Regions from separate parts of the Mus musculus genome. Here all the other regions are linked to region 3. A link is a loop called in an ENCODE intact Hi-C map of the cell type or tissue named here. Cell type or tissue: heart. All regions are shown on one strand. Region 1 holds the start of Klc1 (kinesin light chain 1). Region 2 has its middle 15 kb from the start of Klc1. Region 3 overlaps Xrcc3 (X-ray repair complementing defective repair in Chinese hamster cells 3).

Region 1 (2,500 bases), 50 kb after region 3:
AACTAAGCCATCCCTCCAGTCCCAAGAATGGATTCATCTTTTTTTAAAAGAATTATTTACTTATTTTATGTATATGAGTACACTGTGGCTGTCTTCAGACAAACCAGAAGAGGGCATCGAACCCTATTACAGATGGTTGTGAGCCACCATGTGGTTGCTAGGATTTGAACTCATGACCTCTGGAAGAACTGTCAGTGCTCTTAACCGCTGAGCCATCCCTCCAGCCCGGATTAATCTTTCTTAATGTAAACATTTAGGTTGTGGGTAATGTTTGGTTTGTTTGTTCTTGCACTGAGGAAGCAGGATCTTTTGAATGTAGGCTACTACCCTAGCACTGAGTGCCCTCTTCAGCCTGGAGACTTTGCTGTAGAATAGCTAAGCTGTGTAGACCTCACCTCTTCAATCTCTGCACTTGGAAAAAAATCCCTGTCCAGATTCCATGCAAGTCTATGCTTTTCTTGCTTTGGATTTTTGTTTTGAGATTTTGCTATGCAGTTGTGGCTCCCAAGTGTGTCCGGGTTATAGGCATATACTGTCACTTCCTGCTATGTGTTCACCACACACGCTCTCACAATGCTGGTGCTACAGAGCGGTCACCACCAGGTCCCACCCCTCTTGGTTCCACCAGAGCATCAGGCTGGACTTGCAACATGCTGCATTCTTTAATGATCTAGAAGGGGCCCGCCCTCCCACATACCGCACACTGTGGAATTTTAAATAGAATCATTGCATTCTTACAAATACTTACTGCAAAGAACAGTAAGTCAAATTTCCTACCACAACTGAGGCCTATAGGCCTCCATGTAGAAGATCCCTAACTATGGCATGCTTAGGAGACTCAAGGTTGATCGAGTTTCCTAATGGGGTTTCACTGTCCTATTACAAAGCATTCCAGGCTAATTCTGACCTAAGGCTTTGTCATACCGTATAAAGAGCCTTGGAATTTAAGTAATGCAAAGAATCAAAAACATAGCAGTTTAAATGGTATATAAATTTCTTGTTCTCATGCTTTTTAAAGACATCATTTTTGCAAGTACACCAGATCACCAATAACATAACAGTAGCAGGTAGTAGCAATTCCAACACAACACAGCTGGAAACGGCCTGCAAACTTCATTATAATGCCATCCACTCGGTCACATATTAATATTACTTTATTAACACCTTAATTTTTTTTTACGGGAAGGGGGCTCCACATGTAACAAGGAAAAGCACTCCAGGCCGGGCACATTCAGGTCACAGGGAGATTCCACACCCGGCCACTGAAAGAAAGAGACTGGCTGGCCACTGGCCATGGACCACAGCATGACAGCACGCCACCCAGGGCGGTGCCGGGGAGAGGTGGGGGCTAGAAGGGCGGGGAGGCCTGAGACAAAGCCAGTCGGCTGACCCCCAACACACACACTACCACCACCACCACCTCTTCAGGACCTCAGCAGACAGGCTTTGGGTCCCTTAAGCCCACAGCTGCCATTGGAAGGCCGCCCCCGCCCCGAGGCCCGAGTCAGGGCGGGGCCCTGAACACAGATGGGACAGAAGCCTGAGGGACACAGGAGGGGAGTGGAAGAGAAGGGGCAGGAACAGAAGTCTAGAGTGCAGGCAGAGAGAGCTGAGCCCCAAACCTAGAGGGTCACGGACGAAGAAGGGACAAGGACCTCAACTCAGAGAGGGACAGGCAGAGATAGGACAGGACCCGAACCAGAACAGGAAGGGAAGGGAGAAGAGCCTCAGCCTGGATGTACAGGCAGAGAGATGACGACAAAGACCCCAGCCAGGAGGGGCGCAGCCAGTGACAGGGAAGGGACCCAAAGCAGGGGCGCAGGTAGACAGGGACAAGGACCGCAGATTGGAGGAGCGCAGAGAGGTGACAAGAGACCCGAGCCTAGAAAGGCGCAGGCGGAGAAAGGACAGAAACCCCTGCTGGATGTGCACAGGCTGAGAGAGGACAAGGACCGCAGACTACTGGCGCGCAGGCAGAGGTGACAAGAGACCGGAGCACGGAGGGGCGCGGACGGAGCGGAGAGGAGAGGGAACCCCAGGGTGCAGACAGGGATGGAAAGGCCAGGGAGGGGACTGGGTTCGGGCGGAGGAGCAAAATCGCAGCCTGGAAGGGCCGGGTGCAGATGCGGCGGTGGACGGAAAGGTCCAGAAGCCTCAGCCCGGAGGATGCAGGCGGGAAGGGGTCGCGGCCGCGTCTGGAGCACTGCGCACCAGCCGCGCGGAGCCCGGGGCGGGGCGGGGACCAGGCCGCGCACTCACCGTCCGATCGGGAGAGTCGCGCTCGTCGCGCTGTCACAGGCCGAGGCCGCGCAGAGCCCAGCCGCCTCAGCAGCAAGCGGCGCCTCCGCAGCCGCCCCGCAGCATCCTCACCCTGACCCGCGCTCCGCAGCCTCGCGCCACCCTCCGCCGCCGAAAATGGCGTCGCCGGCGCCGCGCCCGCCCCACAATGCTGTGCGCCGTGACGTCACCCGCCCTCGCGCCGCCGGGCGGGGCTCAGGGG
Region 2 (2,500 bases), 66 kb after region 3:
GGTCCAGGTGTGATAACAGCATCTGATATGTCTGTTAGTGGAATGAAGCGACAGAGAGCCATGGGTTAGGGACCCAGAGGATCCTAGCTCTGCCCTTGAAAGGTTGTTTCTTCATGACCATATGATCAGAGTCTGATGTCCACAGCCAGAGGTGTGTCCACGATGCTCTAACTAGATGGAACTAAGGCTAGCCACAGTGTGGGAGCTGGCAGTGTGCAGGTGGCACCAAGGCAGAGTGAACAGCACACTAGAACTAGGCTGCTACATGGCTGACCACGTGGAGAGGCTCGGAAGCTCGAAGGACATATGGGACACAATTTTCTGTTTGTTTGTTTGTTTGTTTGTTTGGTTGGTTGGTTGGTTTGATTTGGTTTTTCAAGACAGGGTTTCACTTCAGTTTCACTTCACAGCCCTGGATGCCCTGGAACTCACTTTTATAGACCAGGCTGGCCTCAAATTCACAAATCTACCTGCCTCTGCCTCCAGAATGCTGGGATTAAAGGCGTGAGCCACCACACCCAGCAGTGGGACACAATTTTTATTTTAAAAAAGCAAGTTTCCTTCACCTGGACTGTAACACACACACACACACACACACACACACACACACACACACACACACTCACATACACCCCACCCCCCCCCACACACACACTGCAGATGGTCTTCCCCAGAACAGCTCCTTGGTGCAGGTGCGGGGGGATGGGCAGGACAGAAGCAAAATGATGCCCTTTCCCAGAGCGTGTGCCAAACGCTCAGGCTTGCTTTCTGTTCCTCTTTTCACCCCCACGAGAGGCTGGCGCCTATTTCAGTGCCCAGCGCCTCCCTGGGTACCAGGGTGTTCTGGGGCAGCAGGGCTGTCAGCTGGACCCAGGAAGAGCCTCCTCTGGCCACCTCCTCGCTCTGTCTGACCAGCTCATCCTCCTCCAGCGGGAACCCTTGTACTTTTCCACGGAGGACTGACTCAGGACGAAGTGGAGCCAATTACAACAATCAATAATCAGCCGTTGGAAGCAACCAGAATGTTTCTAGGAGACCGGTCGATTCATTTTTTACAACATAAAAGTAAAAAAAATCCTTGGCAGATGCCCACAGTCAGTAGCAAGTTCCTTAGCAGACACAGGACCTAGGGTACAAGGACGAATGCCACTGAGGGCTAGGGTCTATCTTTTCTGATGGCTTAGAATAGTCTCGTGAGCACCCTAGCTCTTCTCAGTACCTCATGGGAAGCCCTCACACACACTGAGTACCACTGTGAGTTATGGTGGCCAGCTCCAAGCAGCTGTAAGCAGCTGTTTTCTTTCAACATGGGAGTGGGGGGGACAGGACTTGAGAACGCTGGGCTGTGAGGTCAGCCAGTCTCAGAAACTGGATCCTGTAGGGCTCCACATGTGTGAAGTCTCTAAAACATCGGATTCATAGGACAGGGGCACAATGAAGGGGGCTGCCAGGGCTGCATGAAGGCAGGGAAGTGGAATTTAGAAAGTGAACAAGTGCTGGAGATGGTGTCACATGATCTTGGAGTCATGTGACTCAGCAACATGCACTTGCTTAGTGCCTCTGAGCTGCATCTTTAGGTAGTGAGAGGAAACTGGGAAAGGCAGAAGGATCCAGGGTTCGAGGCTGGAGGCTTGTTTGTCACGGCAGTGCACACTTTTGACATTAGCACTTGGGAGGCAGAGACAGACCGATCTCCGCGAGTTTGAGGCCAGCCTGATCTGCATAGTGAGTTCTGGTACAATCAGGGCTATATCGTGCCACCCTGTCTCAAACAAACAAAAAAAGAATTCGGGCTGGCGAGATGGCTCAGTGGGTAAGAACACCCGACTGCTCTTCCAAAGGTCCAGAGTTCAAATCCCAGCAACCACATGGTGGCTCACAACCATCCGTAACAAGAACTGACGCCCTCTTCTGGAGTGTCTGAAGACAGCTACAGTGTACTTACATATAATAATAAATAAATCTTTGAAAAAAAAAAAAAAGAAAACCTTTTGGGCTGGTGAGATGGCTCAGTGGGTAAGAGCACCCGACTGCTCTTCCGAAGGTCTGAAGTTCAAATCCCAGCAACCACATGGTGGCTCACAACCATCCGTAACGAGATCTGATGCCCTCTTCTGGAGTGTCTGAAGACAGCTACAGTGTACTTACATATAATAAATAAATAAATAAAACAAATATGTATTTAAAAAAAAAAAAAAAAAGAATTCAAGGCTATCCTTGGTTATGAACTGTGTCACGGCCTGGACCATGTGAAACCTTGGTTTAAAAACAAAAGGTGCTAAGTGCTTAGAATCATTTTGTTTCCTACTTAAAAAAATAAATGTACAGCCGGGCATGGTGCCACACGCCTTTAATCCCAGCGCTCGGGAGGCAGAGGCAGGTGGATTTCTGAGTTTGAGGCCAGCCTGGTCTACAGAGTGAGTTCCAGGACAGCCAGGGCTACACAAAAAAAACCTCCTGTCTTGAAACAAACAAACAAACAAACAAATGTATTTATTAA
Region 3 (2,500 bases):
AGCTTAAACTGGCCTTGAATCCTGGGTGCAAGTGACCCTCCTGTCTCAGCCTTCCAAGTAGTTGGGACTGTGGACAAAGGGTGGGACAGGGCGACAGTCACATCTTCATAGCACTCAGGATTCGCTCTCTGGCTCCTACTGCTGCTGACAAGAGAGTCAGGCCCAGTTACGAGGGTGCAGCAGCGCCAGCAGGACCCTCCCTCCCTTCCCTCTCCATCCACTAGTCGCATTCCCCAAGATTTTGTGGGCGAATCCAGAATTGGTGTCCCAGATCTGGAGGCCCAGCTCCATCCCCACCTCCCACTCTGACTGAGTGGTCTATCCCTGTGACTTCAGGCAGACTGAAGTCAGTGAAGGAGATTCTGTGCTACTCCGGACCAGACTTGCAGCGGCTCACCGGCCTGCCCAGCCACGATGTGCAGTGCCTGCTGAGAGCTGCCTCTCTACACCTTCGGGGAAGCCGCGTCCTCTCAGGTGAGCACCTGGGCTGGGGTGCTTGGAGCGCAGGCCTGGGTAGACTTGTGGGGAACAATTTCACAGCACACTAGGAACCTAGGATAGGTAGCCCAAGTGACTTGTCCAAAGCCCACAAAGAAGGGCCCACATAGCAGAACAGTAGGGTCTCATGGCTTCAGCTTCTCTACAGAGTCCTCCTGAAGTACCTGCCCTCGGAGGAGACCCTCACAGTAAAGGATAAAGTTAGGTCCCTGTGGCGTGGTATGGTGGCAGCAGCTGTGAGAGGTCCTGACACTCAGAACATGGCTTCCACACGATGGCTTTACCTCACTGGCCTCTAAGCTGAGGCTCCAGCTGCTCAGAACTGTCACCATCACTGTCACAGGCTGATGCTCATGCTGAGGAAAGCCTGCTCGCTACATTGCTCCATTCAGGAGCGTCAGTTTCCTTCTTCCTCCCCCACAGCCTCCCTCTCCCTGATGGAGTCTCTCTATGCAGTTCTGTGTAGCTCAGGCTGGCCTCAAACTCTCGGAGCTGCTTCTGCCTCCCAAGAGCTGGGATTAAATGTGTAGACCACTACACCTGAACTGCGTTCGGGTTTCTTCAGCAGCTTTGTCCACCAGGGAAGGGTGTGGGCCCACCTGGGAAATGTGACAGGGACAGACTCTTACATATGCATTGTACTCAGCTGCACAACCAGGCTGCCTACCTTAGCATTCTGCCTGTGTGTGTGTGTGTGTGTGTGTGTGGTGGCTTTGCCAGTCCTTCACCCATGTTGCATGTGCCAGCACTTCCTTGAAGGCCTCAGGATCACAGGCCCTAGCAGGCTGTGGGCGGAGTGCGGGCTGTGGGCGGGGCTGTGGGCGGGGCGCGGGCTAGACCGCTGACACAGCCTGGCATGCTCCCTGCAGCACTGCATCTGTTCCAGCAGAAGGAGAGCTTCCCTGAGCAGCATCAACGCCTGAGCCTAGGCTGCCCTGTCCTGGATCAGTTCCTGGGTGGAGGCCTGCCCCTGGAGGGCATCACTGGCCTGGCTGGCTGCAGCTCAGCAGGAAAGACCCAGCTGGCGCTACAGCTCTGCCTGGCTGTGCAGTTCCCAAGACAATATGGAGGCCTAGAGGCCGGTAAGTGGCTCCCCTTCCTGAAGGGAGGGGAGGCAGGATCTGAGGCAGGTAGAGCTGATCCCTGGCCTGCTCTGAGAGCTGCTTTCCTCTCTGGGAGCCAGTGGCTATCTCTTGAGTGGTTTCCCCTATATGTCTTTCTTCTTCCAGAAGAGTGAGTGGGAGGTGGAGCTGTGCTAGGCTGGCAGGGGGAAGCAGGGGGTGCTAGCTGGGCCTACAGTTACTACACACCCCTGCACCCAGACTCACAGAACCAGACAGGTAGGGCAGAGCACGAGGCCTTTCCCTTCTGGTCTGGCCAGTAGTTGAGCAGCGTGTGGATGGTTTTGGTACTGGGAGACTCTGCCTGGGCCCTCTAAGGGCTGATGGTCATAGCTGCAAAACAAGCCATGGCTGAGCCAGGCGTGGTGGCCCAAGCCTTTAATCGCAGTGCTCAGGGGGCAGAGGCAAGCAGACTCTGAGTTTGAGGTCAGCCTGATCTACAAAGCAAGTCCAGGACAGCCAGGGCTCTATTACACAGAGAAACCCTGTCTCAGAACACAAAACAAAATAAGCTATGGTCTCCACCATTTAAGCCTTGGGTCCTGTGCCCAAGACAGGAAGGAAGCAGGTCTGAGGAGCCCTAAGCTTCGCCCAGCTCTTCAGCAGCTGGGGTTTCACCACACCACCACTTCAGGTTAATACTGTCACAAAAGCAATGTCCGAAGGCTCTAGTTTCCCTTGTTCTCATTGACACTGCCTGGTACAACAGCTGCTCCTGGTAGGGAAGGCAGTGCCAGTGTTCCCAGCATTCCAGAGGTCTGTAGTGATGTGCTGTTAGCCGCTGACGTGCCTTCTGTCAGGTCATCCCCCGGAAGACCCGGCCTTTGCCTAGAGTCTTCCATGCCAGTCATAGGCACACACCTGTAACCCCAGCCCTCAGG

Evidence for each region. Peaks named below come from ENCODE experiments on the same cell type or tissue, not always from the same donor. Only the 100,000 strongest peaks of a DNase experiment are listed, where the experiment ranks them.
Region 1: a loop joins it to region 3, with 2.0 times the contacts of the local background. A loop is called at or near these places in 3 of 42 quality-filtered maps.
Region 2: a loop joins it to region 3, with 2.1 times the contacts of the local background. A loop is called at or near these places in 2 of 42 quality-filtered maps.

The regions. Positions count from the first base shown.
Region 1 is chr12:111,758,802-111,761,301 of GRCm38, reverse strand. Klc1 (kinesin light chain 1) reads right to left here and starts at 2,453. Exons shown (of 16, transcript NM_001025360.2): 1 at 2,260-2,453. In heart, a CTCF peak has its summit at 1,255; DNase peaks (open chromatin) are centred at 1,381 and 2,091; H3K4me3 peaks cover 1,543 bases; H3K27ac peaks cover 1,341 bases.
Region 2 is chr12:111,742,515-111,745,014 of GRCm38, reverse strand. It overlaps a transcript of Coa8 not described here. Among named protein-coding and RNA genes, the nearest start is that of Klc1, 15 kb to the left of the region's middle. In heart, no CTCF peak of the experiment used is centred here; DNase peaks (open chromatin) are centred at 824 and 1,304.
Region 3 is chr12:111,808,832-111,811,331 of GRCm38, reverse strand. It overlaps Xrcc3 (X-ray repair complementing defective repair in Chinese hamster cells 3), which reads left to right. Exons shown (of 8, transcript NM_028875.3): 3 at 337-474; 4 at 1,368-1,580. Among named protein-coding and RNA genes, the nearest start is that of Xrcc3, 3.8 kb to the left of the region's middle. In heart, a CTCF peak has its summit at 1,421; DNase peaks (open chromatin) are centred at 472 and 1,341; H3K4me3 peaks cover 558 bases; H3K27ac peaks cover 1,047 bases.